Linked DNA regions of Homo sapiens: region 2 is linked to region 1. Evidence: chromatin loops called from intact Hi-C (ENCODE). Cell type or tissue: Calu3. All regions are shown on one strand. Links, peaks and the distances in the headings refer to the core of each region. The heading gives the core; the rest is flanking DNA.

Evidence for each region. Hi-C counts contacts between places; a loop is a spot of excess contacts. Peaks named below come from ENCODE experiments on the same cell type or tissue, not always from the same donor. Only the 100,000 strongest peaks of a DNase experiment are listed, where the experiment ranks them.
Region 2: a loop joins it to region 1, with 12 times the contacts of the local background. A loop is called at or near these places in 81 of 110 quality-filtered maps.

Annotation. Positions count from the first base shown.
Region 1 is chr4:146,341,372-146,343,871 of GRCh38, reverse strand. The region is part of intron 5 of SLC10A7 (solute carrier family 10 member 7); the gene reads left to right. Among named protein-coding and RNA genes, the nearest start is that of MIR7849, 66 kb to the left of the region's middle. In Calu3, for the core only: no CTCF peak of the experiment used is centred there; a DNase peak (open chromatin) is centred at 1,071.
Region 2 is chr4:146,910,932-146,924,308 of GRCh38, reverse strand. The region is part of intron 4 of TTC29 (tetratricopeptide repeat domain 29); the gene reads left to right. Among named protein-coding and RNA genes, the nearest start is that of TTC29-AS1, 16 kb to the left of the region's middle. In Calu3, for the core only: a CTCF peak has its summit at 7,672; no DNase peak of the experiment used is centred there.

The DNA of each region.
Region 1 (2,500 bases), core at 1-2,500:
TGAGTTTTGTTGAATTTGTTAAAAATTCATTTTCATTCTTACCTTGTACCTGTAATATTAAGTTCCACCATCACTACTAGTGGGAATAAATTCTATCCTTTTTTTATTGATGTTAAACATATATTTCTATCAATTCAATATTAAGTACTTTATTATTGTACTTCACAATCATGAAAGTGCCTGCAGGGAAGAGGAAGACCATGCCCATAAAAAGACTACTAAATCTGTACTTCTCTTTAAATCAGTAGCTCATCATGGACGAGTAATGCTCTTGACCACTAGTTTATCTCCCACATCATTAATATTTTCTGTTCTTTAAGGAAGGACATACATAAGTGATTAAACATTGTAGAAGGACAATTGAGAAGCATTTACACTCCTTCATTTGAACTGAAATTTGTAGGTTATCTTTGAGATGTGTCACTCATAGATAAATGGTTAGGAACATGTTGGACTTAAGAGGTCACAGATGAGTGGCCCACAGGCCACATGCAGACCACAGATGTGCTTTCTATATTCTGGGTTTCCTAAGTTGCCCTCACTTCCTATTATTTTACTTGTGGCCCAATCTGCACATTCACCTTGCCAGTCTGGTGGCTGTCAGTATTTGAATTAGTAGCTCTATAGCAAGCAGTCATGTCTGGGGAAAATAGAAAAACAGAACCCAAGAAGATTACAGTACTGTGTTGTAAGAAATCACCTAATAGAAAATTGTTTGACAAGGATGTATAATTATTCATCTTTTAAATTCTTGGTCATATGAAAAAATAACTTTAAAGGTAAATGAAAATAATAGTTGATTGACAAGCATGCCTCAAAAATGACATTTATTATATAAAGATTTTTTAATAGCTTAACACAGGAGTTAGGGTATGAGATTATGAAACGGGGTTGTATCTTCCTCAAAGAGGTCATCCATCAAAACTTTGCTTTTTCATTATATTACTCTTCTTATTTATGTGCATTGTTTTATCTATAAAAAATATTTAATGTATATTTAAATATATAGAATCAACCACACAACTAATTTGTCAAATGCATACCTTTGCAGTGTTAGTTTATCTGGAAGGTCCCACAGCACCACCTAGTGCCCTGTATTTTATTTTGCATAATATTTTTATAAATTTAAGAATTCTTATCACATTTGAATATCAAATATGGCCCTGAAGCAAATATATGGTTTAAGTAGTATTATAAATAGAATGCTCTAAAGTAATTATTGCATGCTTTATTGAAAAATTTAAGTGAAACTCTAAAAAATGATGATTGTAAATTTTAATAATAGTACTATTATTAAAATTTACTGGTAAAAAAATTCACTAGTATTTCTAATTCACATATAAAGACATTCTTAAAAGATTGTTACGTTGTGTGTGATCTAATAGAACTATTGGTAAGGTTTTTGTCCAAAACAGATATTTATTTCTTCTTATTTTTTTCTTGTATTTGCTGTTCTCTAATAAATTAAAAGTAATTTTTTAGGCTTCCTCTTGGAGGTCATGATTTCTAAGTCTTTATACTTTTAACACTATCTACAACAGCTCTTATAAATTTCAGATAAAACTGTATAATCACTTTTTAAACTAGAATTGTGAGATATTTAGAGATAGATAAAATACTTCTACATTAAAAAATAAAATCAGTCAAATAAAAGAATGAGGTGTGCTTATATATTCTTTTATGGAAAGAGCTCCAGGAAATATAGAGAAGTGGGAAAAGATAAAGCTATGTACAGAATACTGTGTATAGTATGATTATCTTAAGAAAACTGTATAAATTTGAATAAGTTAAGAACGCTAGGCTAGATGGATGAGTAGGTGGGTAGAGGAATGGGTGGATACTGTTTTTTTTCTGTAAGGAATTACAAGAAATTGCTAATGTTTCTGAGTTGAGAGGGAGCTAGAAATTTTCAATTTTTCTTTGTACTTTTCTATACAACTAAAAATTTTCTAATGAGATTCATGTATAACTTTGTTTAAGGCCGACAAGGGTTATTTGTGTTTTAAGATTATGAACCATTTCATTGTTCCTTATAATATTTTCTGTATTAAAAACAAAGCCAAATTTTTAAATAAAAAACTAGTGTTATAAGGTTAGCATCCATCTCATAGATTTGTCTTTTTAGAAGGCTTTACCATACATTACTTTTTAATAGAACATGTAAGCCCCAAGAAGGCAGAGAACTTTTGTCACACTGTATCCTTGACTTCTGGAATTGTATCTGGCACATAATAAGTGCTCAGTAAATTAGCATTGAATGAATGAATGAGGACATATTATATTGTGTCCAACTACTATATAGAATACTATGTAATAATGAGATGTATTATGGTGAAATTTTATCCTATTTATGTATAAACATATGTGTGCATGGTTACATTCTTATGTCTGATGTTATTAAAACACTAACACTGATTCAAGTTAGTTCAAAATACAGAATATCAAAAACTCTAAATTATACTTTCAAATGTTTGTGTATGGCCATTTTTGGTTTTGGGGG
Region 2 (13,377 bases), core at 6,395-8,894, 570 kb before region 1:
AAGAAAATAGAAAAGGAAGAAACAGTTCTCAACTAATTCTCTGGCAAATAATATGATTAAGCAGCTGAAAGATCTTCATGACAATGTTAATATAAACCTATCACATGTATTAATTAGGGTTAAGGAGATGATCAGGAAACTGAGATTTAAGTGTATTAAGTATATTCTTAAGTGCAGAAAAGTAATATAGCACATGCTATATATATGTTATTTGTTGAATATAAAATATTAATCTAAAAAAATAAAACCAGTAATATTTGCAAATCAGTTGTCCTAAAAACTTTACCCTGAATTGAAATGTTCCTTTTATTAAATGCCAAATTTTCATGTGTGTATGCATATACCTATACACATACATGTACATATATATTCTGTTATATTGATTTATTTGCCTTTTCTTATATTAATGCCACTAATCTTTTTATCAATATAGTTGAAATGCATTCTTATATTTGGCAGACAGTCCCTTTTGTTCCAAATGAGAAAGTTTTTCTTGTATATTCACTGTTTTATATGAATTTTAGAATTATCTTGTCAAGAGTTGGGGAAATATCATTAAGCTTTTATTGGGATTGTGTTAAGTTCATATGTTATTTTAGGAGAACTGACATTATTAAAATACTGAGTCCCACATTAACAAGGACCTTTCATTTCAATGATGTTACATAATAGCATTGACAGCGGCGTCTCTTCACATTCCTGGCTTCAGTGAAGACTATTCTAATGTATCCCAAAGAGAAAGCCCTTTGCCATAGGTTTTTTAATAGATACACGTTACCAAGATAAAGAAACTTTTTTTTAGTTTCTATTTTTCTTAATCATGTGTGAGTGTTGAACCTTGTGAAATAATTTTCTAGCACCTACTAGATTATTTAAAGTTACTAGATTTTCTATTTTGAACTATTCTTCCAATTCTGAGATAAACTCTACTTACGATGGTTTCGATTTATTGACTTCTCTGTGTGTTAGTGTGCACGCGCGTGTGTGATTTTTGTATCTAAATAATAATGATATTGAGCTACGATTTTAATTTTCTTATGCTACAGTTTAAGGTTTTGTAAAATTGGCTAAAGAATTTTTATCTTATTCAATTAAAAGTGAGGGCAAATTAAAAATTTTTTCAGATAATGCAAGGACCTAGAAACATCTCTTCCTCTGCAGTCTTTCTGGGCCCTCCCCCAGTGAAAGAAATTACAATGGTTACTTGTATTTTGTAAAATTGACTAAATAATTTTTTATCCGTTTCAATGCTCTAGCACATTTTGGATGAAATGGGAATTTCTTAGTATTGAAAATTTGGTAGAACTCCCATGTAAAACAGAATAGTTTCTCTCCTTTGGTGAGAGTAGGGGTCAGGGGAAAAGGGGTAGGTAGGTCTTGTAACTGGTCTTCTAAATCTTCTCCAGCTATTGTTATTTTAAAAAATAAGTGCCTATTTATGTAAAATTTTATATTTACTGCAATAAAGTTTAACATGATATTTTCTAATAATGTTAAAGCCTCTTCTATATTTCTTGAAATATTCTCTGTATCTTGGAGGGAGTGTAAAGATAATGATGGCTAATAATACGGGGTCTAGGGTTGGACTGCCTCTGTTGATGAACCAGCTCCATCACTCACAGGTGTGTGTGATCTTCAGCATGTTAATTAAACTCTTTGTGCTATAGTTTCCTCATCTGTACAATGGAGATTAAAATGATAGCACCTATCTCATTAAAAATGTTGTCAGGTTTAAATAGGCTAATTACATGTAAAGTATTGAAAACAGCACCTGGCACATCATTAAGCATATAGTAAGAGTTAGCTGTTACTATAATTATAATTAGAAGCTTTTTCCGTTCGTGCTACTATGTTTAGTGACTATCTGTTTTTGTTTTTCTTGGTTATATTTGCACAGATATCTTTTTCTTTTCACATAACCAGTTCTTTCATTTTATGTGTCAACTTTTTGGTCTCTCTTTTATCATTTTATTAACTTACTGTTAATATTTTCTTCTCAGATTTTTATTTAGTATTATTTCATAATATTTGTTTTGTTAGGGTTTTTTTTTATCATCCTGAGTTGAAAGCTAGCTTCTTCACTAGTATGAGTTGCTCCTGTTTTTTAGAAAATGCACTTAAATCTATAGCCTTCTTTTTAAATACGGTGATAACTTCTTCTTTCTTTCAATTCTAAATATGTGAAAATTTCCATAGTGGTTCTGCATTTAAGCAAAAAATAAATTTGAAGTGTATTTCTAAATTTGCAGTGAGTAGTTTTTGGTGTTTTCTTTCTTTCTTTTTTTTTTTTTTTTTTGTAGGGGATCCAGGATTGGGAAGTAAATCTTTACTCATGCTTAGTAAGTGTGTCATGGATGTATATCCATGGATGTGTACTAAATGTATCAATTTACAAAATTCCTGGTGTGACCAGTACATGGTCAGGTTTTATAAATATTTCTTTTTTTGACGAATAAGTATATATTCTGTATTTGTTTGATAGATAATTATATAAAAATCTCTCAGAATCTAAATATTAGTGTGAGGCTGTTATTTCAATCAAGCTAGGCAATTACTGTTGAAATACTTCTCCCTCTACTTTATCTGTAAGTTTCTGAAAAAAATTAAAATCGATGTCTTCTCATTATTCTGTTAATTTTATGTATTTTTAAGCTATATTATTAGGTGCATTGTTTCCCACCTGCTATATTTTTCAGTAAATTGATCTGTTTATAATAATATCTGATATTATTATGCTCCTTTAATTTTTTTCTGCCTGAATTCTATTTTGTTTAATACTAATAATATTATACAAGCTTTCTTTTTGTTGGTATTTGCATTATTATATGGTAATACAAAAGAAAAATATTCTTGTTCTCCGCCTACTAATCTATTTTATACTTTTTTAAAAAAGTTTAAATCCAAGGCTCTTTTATTTCATCTTCTTGCAAATACTTTCTTTTGTTCTTGCAATGTTCTTATTGATATACTTTTGTATGTACTAATTCCATATTCTTAGTTATAACTAGTAATTTTCTAAATGTTTAGATAGGTGCAATAAAATTAATATGATATTCAGGAAAACAAGATCTTTATATACAAGATCTTTTATATATACACAGATGTTTTCTAGCCAAAGCATTTTATTATGTTCTGGAAGTTTATCATATACATATAGTCTGTGAAAACTCCTGGCTTCACTGTTCATGTGCGCAGCGCACACTTACTTTGCAACGGTAATTAAAGAGCACATAATATGAAAGATTTATTTACATGACTTACAGTTCGGTAGTTATCTTTTAAGCATTCAAGTTTGATAGGGAAATGTATTCTAATTTTATTTTTAGATAAGGGGAAAATCAAAATATGTTGAGTCAAATGAGGAACTATTTCTATAATAGAAACTTAAAAACCCAAAGAAGAAATGAGATCAACTGCTGCTCTTAAGTAGTCAGAACTTGACATTTCTCTTAAGGTATTTCTCACCCAAGACATATAGAATATATATAATTTCTCACCCAAGACATACAGATTTCTCACCCAAGACATATAGAATATTTATATCTAAAAATATAGAACTGGAGTCATCTTAAGAATCATTTGGTTTCTTTTTAAAAATTTTATCAAAAAAGGGGCTCAAGAGAGTGTAGTTAATGGAGTACCAATGATTGATTTGTAAAAGATAAGTTTTATAAGTGTATATACTTTTTTCTCATGACAAAATATCATTACTTCACTAGAAGACATGCCATAGTAAGAGAAATACACATGCAGTTTTTGTTATTTACCCCTACACTATCTTCCATTACATTACTGAAAAGAGCATGAATAATGTTTTGTTTTCATTTTTAATTTATGTGATTTTTTTCCCTTTGTATTTTAAACGTTATATTTCTCTTAAAAACTTGTCATGTTTACAACTCAATGTATACTATTTTTCTTGCCATTATTTTTAATATGTTTAAAGTATTATAGGGAAATATATGTTTAGAGGGGGCAACATTAGAATATATATGACGAACCTATAGGTGTAAAGAATTGATTGTTTTACCTTTCTCAGAGAAAGCTCCTCATGTAGTTGTTTAGTATGAAAGGTTTTTTCTTGAAAAGGTTAAAAAAGTTCTAATCAACTTTTGTACATTATGTAGAACTTCATTTTCTAAACTCTGCAAAAGAAAGTTTCATATTTAATGGGGAATCATGAATTATTCCATTTATTATCTACTTCCTCCTTTCAAAGACATGATCTGGATAAAAGGCGGGGTGAATAATTTCAAAAAATACAATACATTTTTAATGGGAAGGTGCAAACTACAGATTCTCATGACTATTAGCAAGTGTAGAGGAAACAGAATTTTACTTGCAAAACTTGTCAAATTCTTGCAAAGATAAAATGTATGACATACTTTAGTAAAAAAAAATGCAGTGAGCTGAAGTTTTCTTTATAATGCAACTTGTTTTTACTAAGTTTGTTCTTTATATTCTCCAGCTTTTCATTTTTAATAAAAGTTTGATATTTCCCTGAATGTATATGGGAAGTTGATAGTTCTTTTATTTATAATGCTGTGTAGAAAACTAAAAGAAAATTTTAAATGATGTTATTTGAGAAAAAGTTTTCCAAACAATAAAATTTCAAAAAATGTGGAGGGTATCATAGAATTATGTTTCAAAAAACAGAGTGTCAGTGTGAAGATGGGTGGTTTTAAAAAGAAGAACACAACAGAGTGAATATCATATTCTATGGAGTTTTTTGTTAATAGAAATTATAAATACAAATTTAGACAAAAATGATCATTTGATGAGTGAGTATGATGATATTTACATGTATATTTAGTCCACTCTTTGTAGTCCTGTGATATGAAGCTCATTTTTTGTTTCCCTCCTCTTTTCCTCATGTTTCTTCTTGTTATATTAGGACACATAATACACCAGAATTGTATTACTTATTTGAATTTATTTTGTATCATTATAACTCAATTTAAAAGCTAAGATTATTTCCAGGGTTTATTTTTCAGCTTAGGTTTAACTGGTTTTTCTATAGTAGAGAAGTACAGTGTAATCTGAAAGAAAAGAACAAGAATCCATATGATTTGCTGCAGTTAGCCAAAGGTGTTTGGAGTCGTGTTGTAATCCTGGCTTGAAAATACTGTCCCTGAAAAATTCTCCTTTAACACTCATTTAATATCTTTCCATGTGGAATCTTTGGCTTAAAATTTTTCTACACAAATTATTTTGTATAAAGTTTGAATTTCTCAAAGGAGTTTGGAAGTAATAAGACTTTTATCAAAATTGCATATGTAATTAACCTCATATAAGGAGCTTTTCTTCCAATCCTTTTTTACCAGACTACTAGAGAAGTTTTCATTAAAGGCAGTTACTTTTTGTGAGATCAACAAATGTTTCTAAAACAAACAGTATTTTTTTAAGTCTTAAAAATGTGTATGTTTGAGGTTTTTCGATAAAGAAAATGAATGATGCTGAAGTGCTGTGCGACAGCTACCGTGGGTAACTATTTTGGTAATACTTTCTATTGTCTGATGAATAGTTTATCCATTCCTGGTTGATAACAATTACTGTACTTGAAATATTTGATTAAATGGGAATCACTTGAATAAATAACTTTGAGCAAGTGGGCACATAAAAAATGCCTTTATGTTATTAAGGAAATTATCTAAAGTTATTGTAAAGATTATAGTCCTGTACTATTTGCTAAATAAGCATGCTTTCCTCTGATATTTGTTAATAATCATCAATGAAAATATAGTTTGGTTTATAAACATTTGTTGATCTCACAAAAAGTGACTGCCTTTAATGCAAAACATCAGTTCTATCAAAATAGAATCTGTGAAATAATTTCTGTCCCATTCTACACAAATATTTCATAACTTCTAAAATATAATCACCCATGTTGAAATGAATTCTTATCAGGCTATTGAGAGAATCTTTACTGATCAAATTTTTAGATATTTTTATTATTCGTTGAGTTATATTAGTGATAGTACTATTTACAAAATGCCAGAGGATAAACTTTATTCCTTAATTATTACTAGTTTTTTTCTTAAAAAATAAAGGTTGAACTTAGGTTAGTTTTTTCAAAATAGCATTTTTCAATTTGTATATATACTTTTAAAATGTTGAAATTCTGACTATGCTTTTCTTTATTATTAATAGATAAAAAATCCAAAAATACAAAGCAAAACTTGCATATGTAACAGTTTCGTCTAAAGTTCAAATTAGTAAACGCGTAACTGTTTTGATAATCACATAAAAATTCTATTCCATAAAATGTTCTGGGGGGCAGATTTTATTTATGTATTTAAAATTGTTAAATTGGCCTATCTACCTAAATTGAGTCTAAATCAAAACTGAAACAGAATGCTATATTAATATTTATATTCTGACTTTTTGGTAATATTTTTATATTGCTTAATTTTTTCAGTTCATATAATAAAAGATGAAATCATTTATTTGGATAGCAATTCTAAGAAATTTTTAGAAAAATTATAAATTAATATATTGCATTAGACAATCTCTTTGGAATGAAGCTAAAATGTTATGTGACTCTTTACAAGGAGAATTTTATATAATTTTTATATATAATTTTATATAAATTGTGTATCATATAATTTAATATAAGTAATATAATATAAAATTTATATAATGCATAATTTTATATAAATATATAATATATAATTTATATAATATCTAATTATATATTATAAATAATATATAATGTATATAATATCTAATTGCATTTTATAAAAATTACATATAAATTATATAAATTTTACAGCAATATATAAAATATATAATGGTAAAATATAAGCATATCACAATATTTATACTTTCAAATTATATTTTTAATCTCTCAAAGTGAATATGGTCTATAAATTCTGCAAAAAAATCAAGATCATTATAATGGCTGTGATATTTAAATTATATGATTAGTCATAACATAATATTATAAAAAGAGCTTTTTAATTAAAATATGTTAAATTATAATACATTGAAATGATTGTATTGTGTTCATTATATGTTCAATATTCTTTAAGGAGGTTCTGAAATGTTTAGAGGACATTAATAACAATGTTCATTTTAATGATGAATTCTAGTTGTAATGACTATAATGAAAAATTCTTCTGATCCAAGTATAATAAATTCTACTTTTTGAGATGTTAACATGTAATAATTAAATTAAATCATATAGAAAATAAGCAGTAGTCATATTATTTATGATTGGTGGATGTATGAGATACAAAATGATTTGTTTTAGAGAATCCATCATAATTTAAAAGTGCTTTATATATATATTTTATTTGGATTAATAAAAATTTCTCATTAAATATGTGAATGTTTAAGTATAAAATATTTTTCTAATTTTTCCAAAAATAAGAATTGGATGCTTTGAAAACTGTTAATCTATGGTATGCCACCTGCCCTATTTACATTTTTAACAGTTGAATATTTGTTAACTGATCTCATAGACAGCTACATGTTTTGCTGTTACCAGATGGATGAGATAGAATACCATGCATAACTTTACATTTATCTTCTTTGTCAACTTATTTGCATATCAATTAAAATAATATCTGTATTAGGATGGATAGTGAAAGTTACCAAATTTACATGATGTAACTGCAGTTTGCTAAATTTCCAGTAGATGCCCCCAGAGACCAGTCAACTCATTGGAAATCATGTAAATTTAAAGACCTTTTTATATTGAAACTTCTTTCTTGCTATATTTTGAAGTGCATGGAAAATAAATTAAGAATTCTAAAAATCTTAACTCACTAATCTTTCTTACAAAATACATATATGGCTGTTGGTAGCCCAATTCTTAATCATTGCTAATCAATACTATGACTAATAATTGTGAACAACCTAAGCATTAAGAAAAATGCTTTCAGTTTTCATTATAATTCTATATGGCTTTAAAGTAAAAAGTCATTTTAAACACTCTCAAATTTTTTGTCTTTTTAACTTCTCTCTCTTTATACATTTATATGGCTAGGAAAATGCTATATTGTTATTTTAGCTTTTGGGAAAAAATAGCATTTTTACCAAAAACTATAAAACATAAACAACTCATATAATTTTTATCAGTTAGTAGGTGTATGTCAAGAAATGACTTTTTAAATTCTGATTACGATATACATAATATCTATCTACACCGAAAAAGATAGGTAAGAATAGTGATTCACTTTATTCCAAGGAAATTATATTAACTGAAGCTATTTAAGTATTAATTTAAGTCAATGTAATTATCCCGTAGGTGATTCCAGTAACATTTATCCCTACCATATGAATGTAAAACTGTTATAACTGACACATGGATAACCCACTCGTGACTTATAAATATTAACTTAATGAAATAAAAGTATTATCCTGACTTTTGATTAGATGTTACATATCTTTTGATTTTATCTTTGTCAGATTAAATGAAAATTTTATGATCTTGTTTTAAAGTACGGTTTTTTTATTGAACCGCTTTTGAAATATTTCACTGACTGTAAAGCTTCATCTTGATTCCATAATTCAGTTTATCCTATGAAAAAAATATGTTAAATATATCAGTCATATAATTGAATATACAATAATGCCTTTGATTTTAAAAATTCACCTAATAACTTATACAAAGACCTACTTAGGTGGTTTTATATTACTTGTTAGATTTATTAGTTTAGGTGCAGAGAAAGTAAAATAAATTGTAATTTCTATTCATTGCATCTATTCATCTTTTTTATATTTATAGAAGTATATGCTTTTTATCCTTTTAAATGTTTGTCTTTGTCAGTGTTTTTCCCGTTAGAGTTTACACCCTTGAGTGGGAACCATATCCATTTAATTTGCTCTTCCTGGATGCTGCTGGCTGTCTGCTCTCTCCTTTTAAAGAGAAGGATTTTCTGGGGGAGTCACAAAATGATACTGATCTCTGTCTCCAACCCAACCTAAACATGGATTGCCATGGATAAAGAGAATGGCTTACCAATTGAAAGATTGCATCATAATTGTCAAATAACATCAAATTCCTAATCAATGCAATAAATAAAACATTGTGTGGAGGAGGAGAAGAAGAAAAAGCAACAATACATGATATAATAGGAGGCAATGTAGGGAAATGGGAAGAATTCAGAATTTGCAACCAGAGGGAGCTGGGTGTGAATTCCAACTCTGCCATTTACTATTAATAACTTGTATGGCTTTGGGCAATTCACAACCTCACTGAAGACAGGTTTTTTAATTTGTAAAAATTGAAGTAGTTCTTTATACAGTTATTGTGCCAGTTAGAAATGATGTCTACACAGTGCCTGACACATTGTGGGTGTTCTATAAATAGTAGCTATTCAAAATAGTTTAAGGCAGAATTTTAAAACACTATAATATCTCCATGGCTGTTTAGCAGTAAATTCTCCATTTCCCAGCATCTCTATATATTCACCTGCTGTGGAGTTATGCCATATTGTTCAGCTCTGCTTTCTGTCAGTCTCTAGATTTTTTAAATCTCTGCATTTTTTTAGGGAGATGTTGATGTGAATTCAAAACAATTAACAACATCTCCATTGAATGAATAATGCCCTTAAATGGCAATAAAACCCATATGAAATGCTTGACTACTTAATTTCATTCTCAAATGCATTCTCAAGCTGCATCCCTTATCTCGTTGCAGCCCCAAGTATCTGCAGTGGCAAAGATCTTCCTCAGGATACATTCAGCATGTCCACGAATGTGACAACTTTTGCTTCTGTGAATGGCACGTTTTTTTCCTGTCAGATGAACTCTCCTCATATTTCCTAATATTAAATCTCTCCATAAATTTTACCAGCATTCTCTATTTTCATCCAGTATCATGGCATCAGTTCAAGAAGATTTTTCTTTTTCTGATGCTTAAAAACAGCATCTGTTAATTTAGACTAATATTCATAAAAGTTTTTTAATGTGTAAATGAAACCAAAGCCTAAAAAGTTTATGGCCAAATGAAATAATGATTAAGCGAATAAATCTGAGTTTTGTTTATATTTCTATTTGTGTTTAAAACAATTCTCTTTCATACAGCAAGTGAACTTGGGCTATGGTTCTCTGTTATGAAATTTAAAACCTGAGAAATTCAAATCTAATGGTAGAGATTGACATTCCTTTTTTTTAGATAGCCGATTTATTTTAATAAAAGAAGATTTTCTGGTTAAAAGAAATAATTTGCAATAACTATGAAGGTTTAGATAGGAACCTATTTATTAAACCACTATAATTGTCTTTTCTTGCTCTCAAATATTAGCAATGAGGCTTAAACAGTAGCATATTTGTATGCATAGGTATGTGCGCATGTGTGTAAAAAATAGAGATGATACCAGCATAGTTCTATATGCATATTTAAATACATTTCTATTTGTAACATCATCTGTAAAGAATGATCTTTTTTAAAAATGTACTAGAAATTTTAAAAATTGATATCAGTTATATATCACAGATGTTTGAAGCTGAAAGGCATTGTGGAAATGATTGTCCAACCCCTTCTGAATCACTTAGTGTTCTTTGGTCACAGACAGCAGAAATGGATTCTGACTAAATCAAGTGGAAATGATTTTATTGAAAGGTTATGGTGGAATTTAGAGGAGAACCCAGATCAGAAGAAAAAGACCAGACCCAGCCCTCTCAAATGGACGTAGTTAGCAGGAACTACGAGAGAATCTTGTCAAGATTCTTCCAGATTGATTGAGCACCAGCAACCTCCTACACCTTTATGTTGCTTGCCTCTGGTTTCAGAATTTTGGGAGAGAGACCAGTTGGCCTAATTTGGGTCAATAACCCACTCCTTGGCTAGGGAGTCCCTGAATTTCCATGCCACCAAGACTACACACAACGTGGGATTGGTTATTTCTGAAATACTTTTAGAATGTGCCTCCTGTGGACGTGGAGCTAGATGCTGGGTGGACCAAATCCAGCAAAAGCACCTTCATCTTCCAGGTGGGGAAAATGAGGCCCAGAGTGATTTTTCTGGATTTCTGACCCTGTTGTGATTAGAACTGAGACAGCCTTCTAACTGCCCTATCTAGCATTTATTTGTATCATTTATGGTCAATTTTAATTTTTATCTATTTATAATTTTCTTCATTTTGGCCCCCAAATGTTTTCTTCACTCCTAGGAAGATCGGCTGGCCGCCAGTGCATACACATACAAAGGTGGCATTGCTTGTGTGAGCAAGATTACAACCCCTTGTCCTCTCAGGCCTCCTATGTCACCCCCCAAACTGCCTTCTAGGGTAACACGTGGAGGTCCCCTCAGGCTCCTGAAACTCCAGTTATCTGAACCTTAACTCATTATCTTTCCCCAAACCTGTTCATCCTTTCGTGTTCCCCTCTTCAGCAAATTACTAATTACCCATTACCCAATCCCAAAACCTGGTTGTTATCCTTGCTCCTCCCTTTCCTTCACCCTTGATATCCTTTGAATCACCAAGTAACCCATATTTTTGTCTCCTTAAAATGTTTTGAAATCACCTACTTCTCTCTATCCTTCCAGCTTTACCCTGGTTCCACCCCCAGCACCTCTCCTTTCCACAACCACCAGTCTCCCATCTGTTCTTCCTGCTCCCGGTTTTACCCTCCTCCCCTCCCTTCTCTTGGATCAGGTGTGAATTTCTGACTCACAGACTCGAGAATGCTAAATTGAAAGTCTTTATTTTTTTATAACTTAATTTTAATTCCTGGCCCTGAGCCTTGATCCTCCCTAGTGTAAAAATCCAATCTTGTCACTCTCAGGTAAAGTCAGTCCAATTCGGCAGTTTCTCAGGTTGTTCAAGATTCTAAAACTTCTTCCCCTCACCCTATTTTCCTACACGGAAACAGCAGCGCACTACTCGGGGCTTCAGGGGAGTAGAGTTACTAGATTTAGCAAATAGAAATACAGACCATACAGTTCAGTCTGAGTTTCAAAAACAAGAAATTTTTTTTTAGAATAAGTATGTTCTGTGCAATATTTGGGGAATACTGCTAATAAAAAAATCATTCATTGTTTATCTGATGTTAAAATGTACCTGGGCATCCTACATTTTATCTGGTAACCCCCTGGGGTAACAACATTTATTTTCAGATCTTGACCTGGAACAAGCTTGTCCAACCCAGTGCCCGTGGGCCACATGCGGCCCAGGATGGCTTTGAATGTGGCCCAACACAAATTCATAAACTTTCTTAAAAAGGCTATGAGATTTTTTTGTGATTTTTTTTTTAGCTTATCAGCTATTGTTAGTGTTAGTGAATTTTATGTGTGGCCCAAGGCAATTCTTCTTCCAATGTGGCCCAGAGAAGCCAAAAGACTGGACACCTCTGACTTCTAGGACTTTGTAATTGTCACTGCATTTGTCTGGCCAGTATCCATTCCTTCCTCCATCTTTGCAGACATAGCTCTAGTTTTGCTTGGGGGCAGCAACATGCCCAAGAGCAGGCAGGGTATTTGTTTTTCCAGACTCCTTGCACCAAGGTGAGGAGTGGGGCTGTGACAGGGTTCTGGCCAATAAACAAGTGGAAATCCGCTAGTGGTTGCAGGAATGTTTCATTTTTCCCTAAAATAAGGGATGCCAGTGCCAACCCACTTTCCCTTTTCTTCCTGTCTTGAAAGTAGACCTAATGTCTGAAGCTGTAGCAGCCCTGTAGCAACCAGTAAGGGACCAGAAGGAGGGAAAGTCAAGATAACCCCAGAGACATGGTCTTGAACTTGCCAGGCTACTGAACCAAGGCCCTCAGCTGCCTGCCTTTAGGCAAGAAAATTAGAAACCTCCATTTTTCACAGCACTGTGAGACAAGTTTCTTTTACTTATAGCTGAATGCATTCCTAGCTTATGAAGTCCTTTACATGTGTCCATCTCTGATGTACTTGATCCGTCTTTGTTCTATGAGCTCTGGAAATATGCTGACCTGAACCCTTCAGGAGCTCCCCAGTATGCTCATTTCAGTTTTAGCTGTGTCTTCCTTCAGTCCCCAGTGGGCAGCCCATGAGCAGTCATTAGGATACATCTCCTTGCTATGGCCAGATGACATTGTGACAGACTTATCAGCCCTCTCCTCCCAGTAAATTCTGGGCCACACATGATGCCCACTGGAATATTAAGTCCCTTCTCCTATACCATTCATGGGCTGTGGGCAATTACAGGGTTGGTTCTGGTCCTCTTCTGCCTAGAAGTGCTATGCAGGGACTTTTGCTGCCTTTGCATGCCCTTGCGTATAGGGAGGTGGGGAGAGGGATGTTGGTAATCCTCCCTGCCTTCAATAACCCTAGATGGGAAGCAGGATATGAGTGTTTTCTACTCTTGGCTCTCACTGCATTTCACAGGATGTTGACTTTTCTACTCTCTGAGCCCCTCCATTTGACTGGAGTGAGAAAGAGAAAGAGAACATGGCCCTCCA